Regions from separate parts of the Mus musculus genome. Here all the other regions are linked to region 1. A link is a loop called in an ENCODE intact Hi-C map of the cell type or tissue named here. Cell type or tissue: heart. All regions are shown on one strand. Each heading gives the region's core, and the rest is flanking DNA. Links, peaks and the distances in the headings are about the cores only. Region 1 has its middle 17 kb from the start of Dmp1. Region 2 has its middle 21 kb from the start of Dspp. Region 3 holds the start of Spp1 (secreted phosphoprotein 1).

Region 1 (6,903 bases), core at 2,850-5,349:
CAAGGCAGCTTGCAAAGCCACACAGACTAGGGGAAGCCAAACGGATGAGCAAATCTGAGTTAAGGGGAAATAAGGGCAAGAAAATAAAGTTATGCCAAGGGGGCAGCTAGGGTATCAATACACCCGAGGCGTAGCACATCCAAGTTACTATTCACTCACAGCTGGCCACAGGCATGTGTTAAACCCAGTGTTAGGTGAGCAAAGAGAGAAACACTATCTGTAATTCAGAGGGTATGTGAGTTTAGAATAAATCGGTTGCTTGTGAGACACAGCCCTTCCTGGTAATGAGAGCTCCAAACAACTTGTTATGGACCAACATAAAAGAGACTGGAAGAAGCTGTGTCCTCCACAACATTGTCCATAGTAGACAGTGGTGACTACCATGTCATAGAACTATCCCCAGATATACACAGTAAAAATCACCGTTCTGTGGGGCCTTGTGGTCCAGAGCACTTGTTGCTCTTGCAGAGGTCTGGGATTTGGCTTCCAGCACCCATATATCAGCTGAAAAGTATTCTTAACTCCAGTGTCGGCAGTCTGGCAGTCTCTCCTCACCTCTGAGGGCACTAAGTACTCATGTGGTACACATTTAGAGAGCAAAGGAGACGAGATGTCGCTCCTGAGGTTAGACTAGAAACTCTTGTTCCACCCTGCTCATCCTTTCTTGGTAGCCCGTGCAGAAGCCACCTGTGAGGAAGCTGAAGGTGGCCTGGAGCCGACTATAGTGTCAACTACTGTGTTGGGGTAGCCGAAGAAGTATCCTAACCCCACTGACTCAGCCAAGGGCAATAAGAAGAGCTTTGAACAAAGAGAGTGGACATGTAGGGGAAGCAAGCTTTGCTCGGATTCCCACTGGGGGCAGAGGGGAGATTGGTGCTTATTGAAGGATTCAGCCATGAGTCCCCATTGCCCCAGATCAGACAAGGCCCCTCTTTAAAGACATTTATTTATTTGTTTGTTTGTTTGCTTGTTTGTTTTTAGATTACAAAATAGCAAATTATACTTCAGAATTGGGTCTGAGGTAGTTCAGTATCTTTCCAATGGAATAGAACATGGAGTTAAGATTTTTTTTTAAACCCCTAGATGAAGAGCTACAAATCATTAAAACCTTCCAGAGAGGGTGAGAATTAGTCTTCCCCAAAGATGAGCACCCTAACTGCTTATCCAACTCCAAGTAGTGTGCCCTAAAATACTGTATGTGCAAGCAATAGCAAAGAAAACATTCCAGCTTGGTGTCTTTGTTCTGCTGCATCAAAAGATCCAATTACGTAAGGCAACTTACTATGTTTTCAATTAGAGGTTGTAAAAACTAAATTTAAATCTTCTCAAAATATGTTATGATCTACCACAAAAATCTAGGTAGACATTTTAGGCCAGCTTAAAATTATCAACATCACCAAGTCACAAAATTTTCTGCCCATATTCCCAAGTGTAAGCTTTCCTTGTTTTGGTTTGTGGTATCTGCAAGGTGTGACATATTTAGTCTTTCATCTTTTATCTAATCATTTCCATTCCCACAATTATGTCTTCCAAATATATCTTATCTATGTGTCCTTTTATTTATTTCTTCCATGTCTCCTTGCCATCTAATCACTAGGACACAATTCAAGAATCATGGCACTGTCTTAGTCAGTGTTTCTATTCCTGCACAAATATGACCAAGAAGCAAGTTGGGGAGGAAAGGGTTTATTCAGCTTACACTTCCACACTGCTATTCATCACCAAAGGAAGTCTAGACTGGAACTCAAGCAGGTCAAGAAGCAGGAGCTGATGCAGAGGCCATGGAGGGAGGTTACTTACTGGTTTGCTTCCCCTGGCTTGCTTAGCTTACTTTCTTATAGAACCCAGGTCTTCCAGCCCAGGGGTGGCACCAACCACAAGAGGCTCTGCCCCTTTGATCACTAATTGAGAAGATGCCTTACAGCTGAATCTCATGGAGGTATTTCCTCAAGAGAGGCTCCTTTCTCTGTGATAACTCCAGCTGTGTCAAGTTGACACACAATACCAACCAGTAAAGGTACCATATCCCCACAGAAGCCTATCACTATGGAACCATGACACCACATGCCATGGCACCATATGGCAATGGCACCATATCTCCATCAAAACACATCACCATGACAGCATACACCATGGTACCACATCTCCAATCACATTATCATTGTCACGCCATGACACCAGTCATCATGACACCATCTCACCATGACACCATGTCACATGACAGCAGATCACCATGATAGCATAACACCATGTTGCTATGACACCATGACAACATGTCACCATGACAGCATGTCACCATGTTACCATGACACCATGTTACCATGTCACCGTACACCTTAACACTGACACACCATGGAACCTTGACACCACACCAGCTTGATACTGTGTCACCATTACACCAATCACCTTATCACTGCCACACCAAGTCACCATGTCACAATGGAATCACACGCTATGGCTTCTGTCTAGGTCCTGATGTGGATTAGACACGTTCTTGGATCTATGCACCCCAACTCACATCTGGAAACTGCCTTTTTCTAAGTGTGTGCTCAATAGACCCATTTTAAGTTACTGGATCTTGTCCCACTGATAACATTGGGTCGGTCCGAGTTAGGCAAGGCAAAATCTTTCCCTAGACCTGACGAAAACCGAAATCATCTGTGTTGGTGGATATGTTGTGTCTGGATGTTGGTAGCCATGCTTCTCTCCATACATGTCAACAAAAGTAGGAAATGCCTGTGGCTGAGGAAGAGGAGAGAAGCATACAAAAGGTAGAGGACAGACCCAGAGCAGGAGGCAGAGCTCCGGGAGCAGGAGGTGGAGCTCTGGGAGCAGGAGGCGGAGCTCTGGGAGCAGGAGGCGGAGCTCTGGGAGCAGGAAGCAGAGCTCCAGTGATGTCTCCCTCCTTGGGCTTCTTGTATTTCATTCTAGTTTCCTTATGATAAGTTACTTTTTAAAATTTTTTTATTTTTTGGTTTTTCGAGACAGGGTTTCTCTGTGTAGCCCTGGCTGTCCTGGAACTCACTCTGTAGACCAGGCTGGCCTCGAACTCAGAAACCTGCCTGCCTCTGCCTCCCAAGTGCTGGGATTAAAGGCGTGCGCCACCACGCCCCGCGATAATTTACTTTTTAAATTCTTTCCATCGCTTAAAGAGTCCTAACTAACACACCATGGCAACCTCCTAATCGTGCTTCTTGCTTCCTGTCTCTATGTTGTGTGCCTCTGTGAGGAAAGCAAAACTTTATCTCTATACTTGGGTTTTTCAGCCAGACCTGAGAACCTAGCAGGGGAGTGAAGATCCGGAGGTATGGAGTTGAACACAAACACTGAATTGCACAGAGTAGAAAGTCGAGGGGACAGAACAAGGCAAGGGGGCTCGAGGAGGGCAGCTATCCAGGTAGAGAAGTAACAATGAAAATGAGGTTAATGTCAAAGGCATTTCCTCCTGCTTCCCTCGATAAGCACTACCCTTTCCTTTTGGCAAGGGCATCTTTTACATATGAACTTTTTCTTCTGCTCTCAAGAGACAGGTGAGAGCAGAGTGAGCATTATCCCCACACAGTTGATGCAGCGGCGTCATCTGAACGGCAAATTTAGGGCTGGTGTATCCTAAGCCCTCATCTACTCACAGGCAGGTAAAACGACTCAGAGGATGAAAACACCAGACTTTAGTTTAAACAGTGGGAGCTTTTTCGATAATAAAGTGGACACTTGCAAAGGAGAGTTGATGCGGGGTGTTCGTTTATTTAACTTTTTTTTTTTAATTATTGATTTTTGCTACGTACAGTAGAGGAGGCAGAAGGACTGAGAGGCAGAGGCGATGGAAATGGTGTCTTCCTCACATATCAGCCTGACACACATATGAACTCACAGAGATTGTGACAGCATGCACGGGAATATATAAAGTTATTGGTGACAGATAAAGGACCAGGACCTTCCAATATAAGAACCTCCTGTGCTCTGGATCCCGTGATCCTCAGGGATGGGGGTGAAGGGGTCCGGATGTTCAGAGGCTACAACAGCAGGCAATGCTGCCATCTTCTGGAGATTGTAGAAATTACACCATTGGGTCATTTTCATTCAAACGTTAGCTTCAGGAATGGAAGATTTATGAAGAATCATACTTTTTAAAAAAAGAAATAAAGATTTGGGTATGGTGGTGTACATAGGTAATCCCACTACTTGGCAGTCTGAGAATGGTCTACAGTTAGAGGTCATCCTGAGCTGCACAGTGAACTTGAAGCAAACCTGGGAGAGGGAGGAAGGAAAGAAAGAAGGGAGGGGAAAAGGGAGGGATGGAAGGAGGGATGGAGGGAGGGAGGTTGGTTCCAATTACATATAATGATAATGTTCATCTTTTAAAATCATAATGATATTGTTAACTTGTAACTCTACACTGAACTCTGGAAAGGCTGCAATTTAGGAATTGTTGTGTCGTCTTTGAGTGAGCTGCGTTTTTTGCTCTCACATGGTAGCACCAAATTATCAGCATCAAGCCAAAAAACCTAGCTTAGTTAAACGTACTTTGCGTAGAAGATACTCCAGATCCTGTGTGATTGTTTCTCCACCCAGACTGGCGAGAAGAATAACTGTAAGGGATCTTGATGGATTTTGGATTAGGGGTGCTCTTCTTGCTTAGTTAATTCAGAACAGAGCATCTAAGGTTGGCAATCAGCAAAATGATATTAGCACAAAAATGTTTGCAGCTTCACCACTAATATTGTTAAGGGAAAAGAAGAAAGATGAAAAGATCATTTGGGTAATTTGTGGGGATGTGAAAACTATAAAACAGGAGAAGACATGTATATTGATAAACACGTAAAAATGACTCTGACTGCGACTATGAAAACTGTCCATGTTTTCAGAGCATAGCCAAGAGGCCAAACTGTGTCTGCTGCTGGGTAAATGACATCAGGAACCTTCTGCATCCCGGTGAGTGGGCCGCCATTTCCTGCATGGCTCACGTGATTATTTCCTATTTGAAAAGCAAAGTAAGCACGCTCTATTCCCAAAGGGAAACTCTCAACAGCGCCCCCTACCTGTGCACACACACACACACACACACACACACACACACACAGTTTCTAGAAAATGGTGGAAATAGTTCTTCATTTTTTCCCCTCAAAAGACAACCTAAATGAAATCCCATTCTCAAGGGAACACGTCTCTTTTTTTGTTTGTTTGTTTTCCTTCCTCTGTCTGCCTGTCTCTTTTCTTTCTCTGTAGTTCTAGAACTTTCTCATCCCTCCAGGTCTTTTGCTTCCATCAAGCCTTCCCCTTGATAAGGCCGGGCAGAGATTCACATCCCTTCTGCCTTAAATGGAAAGAGATAGGAAAGTAGTCCTTTGAGGACCAGCGTGACCATCTGAAGAAAAATCGTATTGCCCTTACTTGTACGAATGCCTTTTGGAAGCACAGAAAGTAGAAGCCTACTTAGCACGGCGGGCTGGAATGGGGATAGAGCGCAGGAAGGGCACCAGGGTGCAAAGATAAAATGATAGCGGGAGTTGTTCAGCTTCCCCTGTGCTCGCCTGGCCTTCTTCCCCACCGGAACTAAACTCCAGCAGGTCTCCAGGCCCGACTATGTCTTGCCTTTCCTGTCAGCTGCACAAGGAGATCTCTGAGCAATCACATCATGTATATTCAGCTGCTTAAAATAATTCACTTGCTGATCTGTGTTGGAAGGGGGACCCGGGCTTCCTGATCATGTCTGCTCCAGTCAGAAGATGATTCTCCGGCAGGGATGTCTTCTGTCTGGTGTGTCGTGGTACAAAGGCAGAGGGAGACCTTTTATGATTTAAATCGTGGTTTGTCTTGACATGAAGCCGATGCAGATAGAAAAACAGTGAGAGAACTCAGGCAGTACCTACTGTAATTAACGCTCAGATGAGCGGTTTTTCAAGACACAAAACATCCTTGCATTTTATTCTGATGACTAGCTGTGTCTTAATTGTTATCATCTGAAAGCCAATGAGGTGCATTCACCAGATAGCCAAATGATGCACCTGTAACTCCCTGTCAGCAGAATCCAGCTAGCCTGGGGCGGAGGGGCAGAGTCCAATCCATCCAATGAACTGGGATTAGAGTTCTCCCTTACAGTTTCCTCTTCACCCGACAGAGGCCTAAGAACAGTCAAAAGGTCTAGAATTGAGCATTATATGATAGTACAAGCTCTCTGTACTGGCTGCACCTTACAATTACCTGGTACTTTTTTTCCATTGCTTCGAAAGCCTACCCACTAGACATAACCCAAGAAGGAAGGATATATGTGGGTACGTAGCTTTAAAGGGTTTATTCTGTGTGGTGGGAGGGTAGGGCAAAGCAGCTCACAACACAGCAGACATGAAGCAGAGAAAGAATTTCTCAGAAAGGGCAAGAGGCAGCATGCAGGCCGATACCTGCTGTCACTCCTTCCTCCAAAGGCCTTGCCGCCTACTTTTTAATGTCTCCAGATGACGTCATCAAGTAATGATGCAATGATTGGTCCATTCTTCAGGTCAGAAATCTCATGATCTAATTGTCCCTGGAAACGCATTCACGCACACTTCTAGAGATGGGTGTTCCTTTTCAATCAAGTTTCATTTTTGAAATAACCTAACACACTAATATGGTTTGTCTAACCAAATAGACTATATGCCACATACTCCAGTGAGGAATTTCTGGAAGAAACTTCTGTACCTTCAAAGCTAAAACCATCCAGTCAACTTTTCTCTGATGCCACTTCCAGTCAACACTTTATGCCACTTCCAGATGCAAGATGCAAGAATGTCTAATGTGTGTGTGTGTGTGTGTGTGTGTGTGTGTGTGTGTATTAACTTCCTTGTTAACTTCCTTGAGGAGTCCGAGGCTAAAGGCAACTGGCTAACTTAATACACCGACCTATGAACCTGGGCTCGTTAGGCG
Region 2 (6,903 bases), core at 2,748-5,247, 70 kb after region 1:
CCTACATTCTGATTAATCACAATGCTGGGTCACCAACCAAAAAACACAACCTCGTTTTTTGTTTGCCCATGGTTTTCTTTTATCTCTAATTTAATACCTTTTATATCATTCTTTCAATAGCAAATATCCATGCACACAACAGGAAATGTTGGCAATTTTTAACATCTGCCCAAATTGTCTTCACTGCCTTATGTCCAGCCTCTTGCAACTAAAAGTGACCACTATCCCACAATTTGTCTTACTCTTCTCTTTGCTTTTTAAAAATACTATTTTGGCATTGTATAACAATTTCAGAAAGTATATTGGATAGTTTGAGTACCTATAGATTTCTTACAGAAGTGGTGTATGTAATTTTGAGGTTGTACCTTTTGTATACATGTATGTGTATGGGGTGTGTGCATATCCTGTTCACGTGTGTGTGGGTGCATGTTAGTGCAGGTGCGTGTACAGGCCCAAGGATCTCTTCTCTTCTCTTCCCTTCCCTTCCCTTCCCTTCCCTTCCCTTCCCTTCCCTTCCCTTCCCTTCTCTTCTCTTCTCTTCTCTTCTCTTCTCTTCACCTTATATTGAGACAGAGTCTCACACTGAACTAGAACTTTCTGCTTGGACTGGTCTGGCTAACCATCTTGTTCTGCTTTCCCGGGACAGCAAGCAGAACACCACACCCACCTTCTATGTGGGTTCTGGGGTCCCACACTCTAGTCTTCACATTTACATAGTGTGTGTTTTATCTCCTGAGCCATCTCCCTAACTCCTGGATGCTTTACTTCACTCAAATTATATTCTTAATATTTAATTATATTTGCCTATTGTCTTTACAGTAAGATAACTCATTATATAAATCTTCTGTAATTTATCTGCTCCCTTGGCACTATGCAACTGGACTTACTTTTTCAAAATTGTTGCTATTTCAAATAAAAAAGAACATCTCTATGGAAATTTTTGTGTATGCTTCCTAGTGTAATGGTGCATAAAAAGCTGGAGATTTTCTTCTTTCTTTCCTTCTTCCTTCTTTCTTTATTCTTTCCCTTCTTTCTTTCTCACCACCTCCAGCACAATACACACTTAAACATAGAATTACTTACTATACAGTAAATAATCAACTTCCAGTTTATGAAACACTACCAAATTATTTTTAAAAGGTTTGAACCCTGCCAGAAGTATGTTAATCCATCAATCTACCGTCTTTTCAATATTCCATGGGAATAGATGCTTTTTAAATATTTAGATGTATTTATTTTATATGTATAAGTATTCTCCCTGCATGTATGTCTGTGAACTATGTGTGTGCATGGAGCCCCACAGATCAGAAGCGAGCACTGGATCCCGTAGAACTGGAGTTACAGATGGCTGCCAAAACCATGTGATTGCTGGGAATTGAATCCCAGGTCCTCTGCAAGAGTGACAGATTTCTTAAGTGCTGAGTTGCCTCTGCAGCTGGCCATACTAGGCATTTGCAACGTGTGGTTGGGTTTGAAATAGTGTTTCACTGTGATACTGATTGATGTCTTCATTTCCTGGTCGCTGGTGACACTGTATGTCTCTCTCCAAGTTGGCTGGCCATGTCTTACCTCTTCTGTGAAGCAGCAATCTGTGGCTAGTCTTTTGATACTTTGTCGGTTCTCCTTTATTCCACCCTTGTCCATTTTTTTTCACCCTTTTAACCCTCTAACTCTAGATGGGAGAGGGAAGAAAGATGAGAAAGGGACTGACATTATTACTAAACTACTTCCTGTTGATTAGGGCATCAAGTTCTTTGGGGCAAGTTCAAGCTTCACTGTCAGGGTATCTAACATCTTCCTCTACCTTTTCCTTTTTTGCACACAACTACTGAACAAACTGTGGCCAACAGCAGCCATCAGCACCCAACAGCAACACAACAGCCATCAGCAACCAACAGCAACAACAACCAACCAACCCCCCTCTCGGGGTCCTAGAATTTATATATCCTCTAAAAAGTTCCCAGAATTCCAAATATCACATAATTGCAGAAAGTATTTGCAACTGGCCAAATTACACCCCTGTTAGAGCATGAGGCAAATCATAATCAGCTGCTGTGGTCAATCTGAAGCAGCCCCATGTCGCCACACCTGGAATTTAAAAAAAAAAGCCATTCCTATCTCTGTGTTTTTTAAAGAAGCAAAAGTTCTCATACAGCTATCCTTATGGCTTTTGTCTGTGTCTTCATTTGTTTCTATAAACTTTTCTTATTAGTCTGTAAATCAACTTGTTCAGTCTCACCTCTTCTCAGTAGGGTTGACCTCGTTAAAAGTTCAGGGGGATCCTTTAAGGGTAATATTGAGGGCAATTCCTCCGGGTAAATGTCTGATACCCACTTTGTGTGACAAGGAAAGTGATATTGTCTGGAATATGCACAAACAGAAGTAGCAGCCCCTTGTCCAGCTGAGCAGAGACCACCCTCACTTCCAAGAGCTGACACATAAATGGTCAACAGGTGTGTGGCCTGGATTTTACTAGTGTGATATCCAGGATCGTAGATGTCTGAAACAAAGGGGGCAGAAGAGTTGGTTCTCACTGTAGCCTGAGATGGAGACATTCCAGGACTCTAGTGATTCTTGAGAATCTTGATGTAGGGACTCATCTCTTTCTCTACCATCACGTGACTTCTCTGTGTCCTTTTGGGTCCTCTGCTCTTCAATATTCAATGTGTTCTAGTGCTTCTCTAGATATTGGGCCAACTGTGTCTGCAAAGGTACTATCTCCGCAGATCACATTCTAAGGTTCTGGGACACAGTAACTGAGGTGAGGGCAGAGCACCGGTATAAAAAGAAATGTTCCCACTCTCAGGAAAAACGATACATTGGAAAGAGGAGTTAAAAGAACATGGGAAGTAGGAAGTGCTTGCCATGCAGGTCAACAGCCACTAGAAGCATCAAAACACTGGGGTGCCAAGCAACCAGCTAGACAAACCCACTTAGAAGTTGACATCAGTCAGCCTTTACCCTCAGTGACTCATGGTAGCACCCAGCCAAGGCCATAGAGTAGCCGTGGGCCAGGCAGAGAAGATGTGTGAAGCACGGGCTCCCTTTCGCCTCGGCTGACATACTTAAAGACCCTGCTGAAGGTGACCTTGCAGATGAAAGGAAGTGACTTTGGATGCTTTGCTCAGCAATCACCTTCTCTTCCATTTCTTTCCCTCACATGACATTAATTTATCAAAATCACTAAAAATCACTTGGATGAGCTCTAGTTTCGGGGGTTTTAATGGTCACTTAATGCTCCATGGCTATGGCTTCTTTCACACTGTAGCAAAATTCCTCTTGCCAGGGGAAGACAGGAGGAGATGCCAAGAGAAATAGCCCGTCATGACACCTGAGAAGATCCTGTCCCACCTGCCCCCACTTCCTCTCCTCTCGCTCTGCTTACACATCAGAATTTAACACTTCGAAGAAGAGTTGAGTTTCGGCAACCAGTACGTTGGATTCTAGCTATTGAGTTGTGGCTTTAGAAATCTATTGCTGGCCAGAAGCTAACAAAGCTATTGTTCTCTCAAATAAATTATAAAAGCAGAGAGTTCTTTCTCTCTAAAGAATTTCGCAGGGGAACTGGCAGTAAGATAGTAGCTCAAAAGAGCTGAAGAAACACCGGCGGAGTCAGAGGACAGTCAGTAGAGGAGTCCAACCCTCTCCTGTGCGGGCTGATTCAGTAGGGCCCCATCACAGTGCATGCCCAGGTCTCTCCTGACCCTGCACTTCCAGAGGATTTATGGAGGGCAGTGGAAGTGTTCAAAGGTATTCTGTTGACCTTGACGTTGTCCCAAGCTAGCAGCAGCGGCTCCCGGATGTCCTTATTGGGCGTCTGTTTCCTGTTGTCCCTTGAACAAAGTCAGCTGGAACACACTAGGGCAAGTAGTACTTGGCATTTCCTGAAAGAAGACCACAGGTCAACGCTGTAATTACTCAGAGGCCCTGCCTAGACACCACAGAGGCTCAGTCACCGGAAGAGGAGACCTATTGTGCTCTGGGTAAAGAGGCTGGCTGGCTAGGAGAGAGTAAGGGGTTCACACTGCTTGTCTATGAACACAGATCCCATCAGATCAGAAAAGTGTTTGCAAAAGGAAAGTGTCTACACAGGATGGCTGACAACCCCCAAAACAGGTTCAAAATGGCTCAGAAGAACAGAATAGAGTGGAGTCTGGGAAGCAGGAAGAGGTGTGAGTATTTGGAAAAGTGGTACATTTGCCACTGATCTGGAGCTGGGATAAACTATATAGCTTCATGGATGACTTCTTTTTTCTACCAGAGCCCAGGTAAAAATAATTATGTTAATAACAATAATATACTTAGACAAGCACATAGCTCTATGTCCTGCATGGACCAGGATGTCCAAGGTCCCTGGCATGGAGAAAAGAGTCCCTGCTGCCCGAGCAAACTGCTGCTTCTCCGTGACTTCTAAGACAAACCCAACATTTCCATTCTCTTGCAGTGGAGCAAACTATATGCTAGCATTGCAACCTCATAAGAAAGAAGCCCATCCTGATACCACATCTACACTGTGACTAAGCCAGTCATGGCGACAGAGCCTGTAATCCCAGCACTTGGAAAGCAAGACAAGAAGATTATGAATTTAAGGCCATCCTGGGTTACATACAAAGATTCTGTCGATAGATAGATAGATAGATAGATAGATAGATAGATAGATAGATAGAGGATGGGTAGACAGACAGATGATAGATATATAGATAGATAGATAGATAGATAGATAGATAGATAGATAGACAGACTGATAAATGATAGATAGCAGACAGACAGATGATAGATAGATTGATTGATTGATAGATCAATAAATAAATAGTTGATAGATGATAATTATAATTTTTAAATTAAATAAGTAACTATAACCACTTTCCTTAGATGTTATAACTCTTCATCAAAATAAATAAGTCATTTAAATAAATAAATAAATCATACAATATTACATTGTATAAATTTACCACAGTTTCTTTAGTTACCTTTTGAAAGACTCAGGCTGTTACAAATAAAGCTGACAGACTATCCAGTTGTTCTTTGAACATAAATAAACTTTCATTTCTCCAGGGTAAATGCCCAAAACTTTTCTTGCTATACTATCTGGCAATTATACACAATTGATTTCCTTAGAAGATACCACATTATGAGATACTACATCTCACCCAGAAACACAGAATGCCTTTGACTGACAGCATTTAAAATTCTCGGTATTACTCTGGAAATCAGTCTGGCGGTTCCTCAGAAAACTGGACATAGTACTACCGGAGGATCCAGCAATACCTCTCCTGGGCATATATCCAGAAGATGCCCCAACAGGTAAGAAGGACACATGCTCCACTATGTTCATAGCAGCCTTATTTATAATAGCCAGAAGCTGGAAAGAACCTAGATGCCCCTCAACAGAGGAATGGATACAGAAAATGTGGTACATCTACACAATGGAGTACTACTCAGCTATTAAAAAGAATGAATTTATGAAATTCCTAGCCAAATGGATGGACCTGGAGGGCATCATCCTGAGTGAGGTAACACATTCACAAAGAAACTCACACAATATGTATTCACTGATAAGTGGATATTAGCCCCAAACCTAGGATACCCAAGATAAAAGATATAATTTGCTAAACACATGAAACTCAAGAAGAATGAAGACTGAAGTGTGGACACTATGCCCCTCCTTAGATTTGGGAACAAAACACCCATGGAAGGAGTTACAGAGACAAAGTTTGGAGCTGAGATGAAAGGATGGACCATGTAGAGACTGCCATATCCAGGGATCCACCCCATAATCAGCATCCAAACGCTGACACCATTGCATACACTAGCAAGATTTTATTGAAAGGACCCAGATGTAGCTGTCTCTTGTGAGACTATGCCGGGGCCTAGCAAACACAGAAGTGGATGCTCACAGTCAGCTAATGGATGGATCATAGGGCTCCCAATGGAGGAGCTAGAGAAAGTAGCCAAGGAGCTAAAGGGATCTGCAACCCTATAGGTGGAACAACATTATGAACTAACTAGTACCCCGGAGCTCTTGACTCTAGCTGCATATATATCAAAAGATGGCCTAGTCGGCCATCACTGGAAAGAGAGGCCCATTGGACTTGCAAACTTTATATGCCCCAGTACAGGGGAACACCAGGGCCAAAAAGGGGGAGTGGGTGGGCAGGGGAGTGGGGGTGGGTGGATATGGGGGACTTTTGGTATAGCATTGGAAATGTAAATGAGTTAAATACCTAATAAAAAATGGAAAAAAAAATAAAATAAAAAAAAAATAAAATAAAATAAAATTCTCGGTATTTTAAATGTGCTAATACACATTAGAGGGGTAATCCTGGTTAAGATGCTCTCTCCCCTTATTTGTGTGTCCTGTATAAGACTGAGAACTATTTTTAATAATTTAAAAAGTGCTAACTAGGCCTTCTCTGCAGTTGAGGGAGAAGGGATACTTTGAAGCTGCCCCTACTCCCTCCCCAGAAGACACAGAGAGCAGGGGCTTGGGGTGGAGGCCGAAGGTCTGGAAGAGCCTCTCCCTGCCCTGACCACACCCACCCCCAGCTCCCAGCCTTCAGGTCCCCATTCACTGCTGCACCTGCACAGGAGAACAAGTGCCCTCCATGGTTTGAATTCCAGATTTGTTCCCAGTGCACCAGGCTTGATAATAACCTTACAGAGAATGATATTTACCTGCAAATATTGACGGAACAAATAAAGCTTCCTGAGGACAAGCCTCAAAACTATGGAGATGGGCTGGTGAGATGGCTCAGTGGGTAAGAGCACCCGACTGCTCTTCCGAAGGTTCGAAGTTCAAATCCCAGCAACCACATGGTGGCTCATAACCACCCGTAATGAGATCTGATGCCCTCTTCTGGAGTGTCTTAAGACAGCTACAGTGTACTTACATATAATAAATAA
Region 3 (6,903 bases), core at 1,757-4,256, 210 kb before region 1:
TGCCCCCACTATCTGATGTCTCTAGAGCTCCACACCAAGATTTGTTTCACAGTAATCGAGTAATTAAAGCAACGAACTACCATGAGAGTACTTTCTGCAAGGAAGAAAAAGAGAAAATAGAATGATAAAAGAAAATTGCTTTTTCCATTTGCATTTCAAATGTGATTTTAACTTACATTATACAAAGCTGAAAGAAACAAAGATATCTTTGAATTTGAGTAAGATGTTCTATTTGGACTAATAATAATAATAATAACAACAACAATAATAATAATAATAAAAATAAAACACTGAGAGCAGGCAACAGCTTTTCTGTGCATGTTGATGAGTCTGTGTTATCACACAGGGACCTTAGTGAAAACTGTAAAAGCCAAGTGCAGAAGCGAGAAATTAAGGAAGGTTCTCTTTTGAAGTGAGACAGTTTTCTAAAAATAACTGTATCTGGTTTATATTAATATAGAGGATCCTCCTTTACTGGTCTCCACAGTCATCCAGCCACTTTAAAATGATGCAGACATTTGTTCCAAAGATACATAGAACTTTACAATGTGTGTGTGACAGGAGAGAGAGGGAGAGAGGGAGAGAGGGAGAGAGAGAGAGAGGAGGGAGAGAGAGAGGAAGAGAGAGGAGGGAGAGAGAGAGGAGGGAGAGAGGGAGAGAGAGGAAGAGAGAGAGGGAGAGAAAGAGAGAAAGAGAGAGAGAGATTACTAGCAGATCTCTCTCTCTCCTTTAGAGGACCAACTAGATTTATTTTAACTTCTACATCCAACTGGCTTTGAAAATACCGGGAAACCTGCAATGTACCTGACCAGCTTATTCAAAAAGACCAGAACAGCACGAGTCTGACTAACAAATACGACTGTTGAAAGAATGTTCTCTGGACTCACCCTCAGAATTCAGCCAGGAGAACTGCAGCCTCATGGGCCACTGCAGGCTTACCTTGGCTGGTTTCCTCCGAGAATGCCTGCCGCAGAAGACTGCAAACCCAAGCAAGGATGCTTCTTCAGTGTGAGCTGCTGGTGGCTCAGACCTCCCAGAATTTAAATGCTGGTCCAGACAGTCTCCACCAATCAGGAGGTGGAGTGATGTGTCATGAGGTTTTTGCCACTACCCGGCCCACCTGCTCCTACACTTCCTCCTCTGGTTTTGTGGTTAAAAAAAAAAAAAAGGAAGAAAAGGAAACACACACAAAGCATTACTGATGAACGATGTCATTAACTACCCTTTTCATTTATAGACTGCATTTAGAATCCCGGAAGAGCATCAGGGATCCATAAGGAAAGGAAGAGTAGATCACCCTCACAGAGACTTTGTTTATAGTTACTGAATTAGTAGAAAAACATCAATGGGGATGAAAGGTATGGATTCTCCTATCTAAGTTACAGATAAAGGCCACATGGATACACAATTTGATTCTCTCAGACTTACTTAAATCTAGAAAACTGCTGTCTCGGCAGAACTTTCAGACCCTCCCTTTTGCCTTTGTATTCGGTAGCTTAGGTTGGCCGGGCCACAGTGGCTCTGTTTTGTACTCCGGAAGATCACCATGAATTTGAGGCTAGCCTCGGCTCCATACTGTGTTCCAGGTCAGTTGGGGCAACAGAAAGTGAGACCCTCTCACAAAAGAAACAAAACCTCACAACAAAACGAAACAAAGTAACAACTCAGTTTTGACACTTGAGCTATGCAGCCGCTTGCTCTTTGTGCAAACCACACAGTGACCCTGAATTCCTCTCCTGCCTCCACTGACCTTTAGAGACGTGAACCTCGTGAACCTTGTTGCTCTGTTGGAGCAGCTGGGAGTGATGGTTCTGATGCTATCTAAACTATAATGGCCATATAGAGCAGAAGAGGTGGTTACTCCAGATAGAGCCCGCCTAAGCAAGCAGTTTGTGAGACTGGAATGCTTGCTGGGTGGGGAAGCTGCAGGAGCCAGACTGCCTTTCAGTCCTTCTGTAAGCAGTGCCAGGTGTGACCTTGGGCAAGTCACTTAGTCTATCTACAGGACAATGGATTAGTGTAAGTGCAGTTGATAGCACTTCACATTTTGCAATGCTCCTTCCCCCACATGTTAAAGAACGTGTATATTTTAACTATTACAGAAATCTTCAGCAGAGGCAAGGAGCTGAAATTTGTAATGCCTTTGAATTGATCTTTAAGCTGTACACGTTAAAGGGTTCTCTGAATATTTTTTTAAAGACACAGCTTATATTTCTGAATTATCTTTTTTGAGTTTTATTTCCTGGAATATATAAGGTTGGCTACTTAAAAAGATTTTAAAATTTGTATTAACAAAACGTTACTGAATAGTTAAGAGGTATTCAAATGAGATAAAATTATAGGTGAAGCAGACTTCTTTAAATATTTAATACTGCCCTGCAGTTACTTCCTTTCTTTTCCCGAAATGGAGAACACAGGCTTATTACCTTACATCTCCAATGTAAGAGGCATGCAGAAATTGAGATTAAAGTTAAGTCAAACCTTTGTTGTATTAGATATTAGTGCTACTTGCCAAACCCTGCTTTTAATATGAATATAGGTTAAGTAATCTTCTACAGAGTTAGAGTAAGTAGCACAAAACTGTTTTGAGCATTTGGGTTATCTCTTGATAGATGTGTTCTAAATGAATTAATATTATTACTTTGAAGGTCCTTAGCACACACTTTATTAAGATGACTCCTATGACTATCAAATATAAATCACACAGGTTTTTAACGTTGTAAAAACAGACTCCTTATTTCTTTTAAAAGAAAAAAACCTAACAACAAGCGTTTTTGCCCTTTAAGCACAACACCCACTGGAGTTTGTGTTTTCAGTGTTGTTCAGGGAAATTCCACAAATCCTAAGGCAGCAAGCCGTCCACAGGGTTTCACTGCAGTTTACTCTGCGCCCACAGGAATGATTCAACACGAATTAGGGAGGTATAGGAATAGATTTTGCTGGAGCTGCGCCACCTCGAGCTGAACCATATGACCCCTCCAGGACTCCTTTTCATTCTAACTCCCAAGTGCCACACGATGGCAGCATTTCTAGAAAGGGCAACAGACAGCCCTCAAAGGCTTCGAAGATTTTCTGAATGCATCCTTAGAGGCCGACTGTATGCACCCTGTTTCCCAGAATGCCGAGTAAGGAAGTATTTCTCAGCAATGACCCAGTTGGCAACCAGGGCCAGGGACCCTGAGAACCGAAGCACCTCTGTCCCGCTCTGTTGATGCCTTCAGCAATCCCATTGCGACAGGACTGTCTGCTTCCCTCTTCCTACACTCATACCAGCGACCTTGAGGATGAGGCTTTGCACTGGGAGCAATTCTGCAAAGCAGAGGACAAAACGCTCTTCTAACTCGAGGAGGCACGCGCTTTTGCTTTCCGAATCCAACTATGCTGCTGACATTTTCCCTGAGTGGGAATTTGTAGTTGTTTAGAATTCACACATTAAACAATTTAAATGCAGCACTGTTAGTTAGCTCTTGTATTTCTAAGTCTCAGGCTCAGCTAACAGTTGGTAGATAGGAGCAAGAGTTTAAAATGCCCAAATTCTTTGTAAATCTTGTCAGTGGAAATAAAGAAGTTTAGTTGCAAAGGGTAATTTGTGATCTTAAAATGTAAATACTGTAAGAAGTTAGATAGAAACATAAAGAATATTGTTGTTCTCTTGTTTACATAAAAATTCCCACATCACTGGAAAAGTTAAATGCTTAATGCCACTTAAGTTGACATTCACCTTATCTGGAAGTTTGTAATAGTACAGTTGTAATAGTACAGCTTTCTCAGTTACATATATTCATTTTGTCCCCAAATAAAGATTCAGATGTCTTGGAATTGTCTTGCCAGCATAACTAACCTGTCAGGAGTTTAGTCTATGGAAAGGAGACATTATTCACTAAAGGGTGAGATTTTTAGATTCAGACATGAAAATAGTATTAAGAAATAATATAAATTCTTTTATCCCATTGTTAAATGCCATAGACAACAAAATCCACCTCCGAGAAGGTGGTCATATAGAAGGTGGTCGTATAGAAGTTGGTCTTATCTTATAGAAGGTGGTCTTACATGAGTAATCATTAATTTTAAACTAAAACAAATGAAAAAAATTGACCTTAAAGCCCAGGATATGTTACAGAGGGGGAAAAAACCCTCACTGAATTGATGTCTTTAATTTATATGTTTTAGGGCACAGAAAGGTTTCACTGTGATATTCATGCATGTATATGATTACACATTTTTATTCTTTCTCCCCAGACTTTCCTTTCCCTCTTTCTCTTGTCACCTTTTGTTGGCCCCCCAAGGAGTCTTCCCTTCTGCTTGCATAATAAGTAACATCAAGTCTATCACTCTCCATCTTATCTCACTGCTTCCTTCAGACTTCTTTCTCTTCTCTCACGGTCATACACACACACACACACACACACACACACAAATACGTACACACAGATACATAGACACAGACACATAGACACACAGACCCATAGACACCCACACATGCACACACATGCATACACATGCACACATACACAGGCACACACACAAACGCGTACACACAGATACACACACAGACATACACACACAGACACACACAAATACGTACACACAGACACATAGACACACACACACACACATACAAGGCACTGGTGCACTGTGAATAGTATTGCAGGAAATATGAGCTGAAGATACTTCTGTGTTGTGTTAACTTGAGCATATAGCATATCTGTGTCATGTGGTCTTTCTACTTTTAGGGGTTTTTGCTTATTTTCATTTTTGAGATAGCATTTCTCTGTGCAACAGTCCAGGCTGTCCTGGAACTTGCTTTGTCAAGCAGGATGCCTTCAAGCAAGCTCAGACCTACACCTCTCTGTCTCCCTAGTGCTGGGATTAAAGGCATGCACACCACCTTGCCTAAGTTAATACACTGCAGACACGCCACCTTGCCCTCCTAGATTGCTTGTTTTAGAAAGTCCCATGCTGATTGCTGATTCCTACAGTGGAGTGATTAAACTCATTTATGCTCCCAGCTGTGTATGAAGGAGCCCTCCTCCTTATTCCTTATTAGTACTTCACTATCTCTCTCTTCCCCCACTGTCTCCTTCTAACTCCCTCCTTCCCTTCCTCTTCTTTCTCCTCTCCTTCTTCCTTTTCCTCCTTCCCTTCCTCCTCTTCCTCCTCTTCCTCTTTCTCTATTCCTCTTCTTCCCTTACTCCTTTCGACTTTCCTCTTCCCTACCCTTCTCCTCTCCCTCCTCTCCTTCCTCCTCTTCCTCCTCTCCTTCCTCCTCTCCCTCCCCTACATCTCCTCTTCCTGTTTCTCCCCTATTCCTCTTTTCCCTTACTCCTTCTGTCTTTCTTCTCTACCCCTCCTCCTCCTCCCCTTCCTCCTCCTCTACTTCTCCACATCCTTCTTCCTAACAGTGCTTAGGACTGAACCCAAGGAACTAGAGCCATCCAACCTTCTCTTCTGATTGGCTTCCTGTTCTACACTGAAACAGTCTCATGCTCTACTACTGAGATACAGTTCCACTTTCTAATATTTATGTATGTATGTGTGTATGTATGTATGTATGTATGTGTCATTATTCATAATGGGGACACATTAACGTTCTTCATGTTGAAGTCCCCTTAAAGTAGATTTATTTTCTCAAATGATATATTCCTATACTGACGGGTTGAATACTCGTGAAAATGAAATGACATTTGAAACTCGTGTAGCCACTGGGGTTAAGGAAGTGTGGTTGAGAAGGAAACTGTGGGATGTGGACAGCAAGGGTCATAGTCAACATCTTCTACCCAAACTGTCACTTAAAGAGCATTGTGGGATTTGACCGGAAAGGAAGTCCCCCTTCTCATCCAGCATCCAACATAGGCGCAGAGAACTTCACACCTATAGCAACAGTGAGGCGGGCTCTGGTGAATACAGAGATTCTGAAGAGAGAAGTCTCTGCTTCAGAAAAGAAGATAGCAGCCGCAGGCTCTCATTTGTGCAGACATCCAACTGGATCAATAAGAAATAATGACAGATGTTTTGCAGAATGAATAAAGGGACAAAAACATTCTATGAAATCAATTTAAGAGAATACTTGTTAAAACTTGATGTTTAAGTAATCTTTGGTAGATAATCCATGGTAAGTTAATATAAGAATGTGATCATTTTAGTGTAGAACGACAACAACAACAACAACAAAAAAGAGAAAGAGACAAAATCTGGACCCCAGGAAAGAGGCTAAGGTGGATATTTTCAAGGTCCACCTACCCTAGAGGCATTTTCTTGTTTGCTGTTGAGGGATGCTTACGTTAATATCCTCTCCCCATACAAATACAGGACATAAATAATTGCAGCACAAGTTTGATTTTTTTCTTTAATGTTTGAATCATTAATATAATATAAATTCTATGATGTGTTTCTGTAGGTTACATGTCAGAATTCATTCAGTGAATGAATAAATTAATCTTCTATCATAAAATGTCTGTCATTTCTATGCAGCACTGGTGATTCCTGAAAGATTTTTTTCTGTTGCTTTCATAAAGCCCCATCTTCACCATCTTTTCTGGATCCCATGGAAAAGAACTCTCAGTTTCTCCCATTTCCTAGAGGATCCTGGGAAATTCCTCCACTGGTTCGTTTCTTGACAGTATTGATCTGGATTATTTCAAAGTCGGTTTCAGCTCTAAAGTTCTATGATTTTGTGTTTCTTTTAAGTTTCTGAAAAATACAATATTGACTTTATAACAGGGGGAACATTTAGGTCACCAGAATAAACTGCAGCTAGATCCAGACGTTCAAATTGAAGAGTAAATTCTGACACAAAGAGTCACTAGTAGACCAGTAGTCAGCAAGAAGCTGAAAAGCTGAGATATTTATTCGAGATAAAATATCATGCATGCTTGCTTGTACTTTAAATGGAGATAAAGTTAA

The links. Hi-C counts contacts between places; a loop is a spot of excess contacts. Peaks named below come from ENCODE experiments on the same cell type or tissue, not always from the same donor. Only the 100,000 strongest peaks of a DNase experiment are listed, where the experiment ranks them.
Region 2: it touches region 1 in a loop (2.0-fold over the local background); 11 of 42 quality-filtered maps call a loop at or near these places.
Region 3: it touches region 1 in a loop (4-fold over the local background); 14 of 42 quality-filtered maps call a loop at or near these places.

Annotation. Positions count from the first base shown.
Region 1 is chr5:104,216,210-104,223,112 of GRCm38, reverse strand. No RefSeq gene overlaps it. Among named protein-coding and RNA genes, the nearest start is that of Dmp1, 17 kb to the right of the region's middle. In heart, for the core only: a CTCF peak has its summit at 4,045 (motif pointing left); no DNase peak of the experiment used is centred there.
Region 2 is chr5:104,146,467-104,153,369 of GRCm38, reverse strand. No RefSeq gene overlaps it. Among named protein-coding and RNA genes, the nearest start is that of Dspp, 21 kb to the left of the region's middle. In heart, for the core only: no CTCF peak of the experiment used is centred there; a DNase peak (open chromatin) is centred at 3,849.
Region 3 is chr5:104,429,233-104,436,135 of GRCm38, reverse strand. Spp1 (secreted phosphoprotein 1) reads right to left here and starts at 1,025. Exons shown (of 7, transcript NM_009263.3): 1 at 940-1,025. RefSeq lists enhancers at 138-174, 1-243, 1,055-1,101, 1,719-1,727, 1,732-1,759, promoters at 939-1,929, 980-2,460, 1,003-6,543 and a cis regulatory region at 2,409-2,423. In heart, for the core only: a CTCF peak has its summit at 3,001 (motif pointing right); no DNase peak of the experiment used is centred there; H3K4me3 peaks cover 303 bases.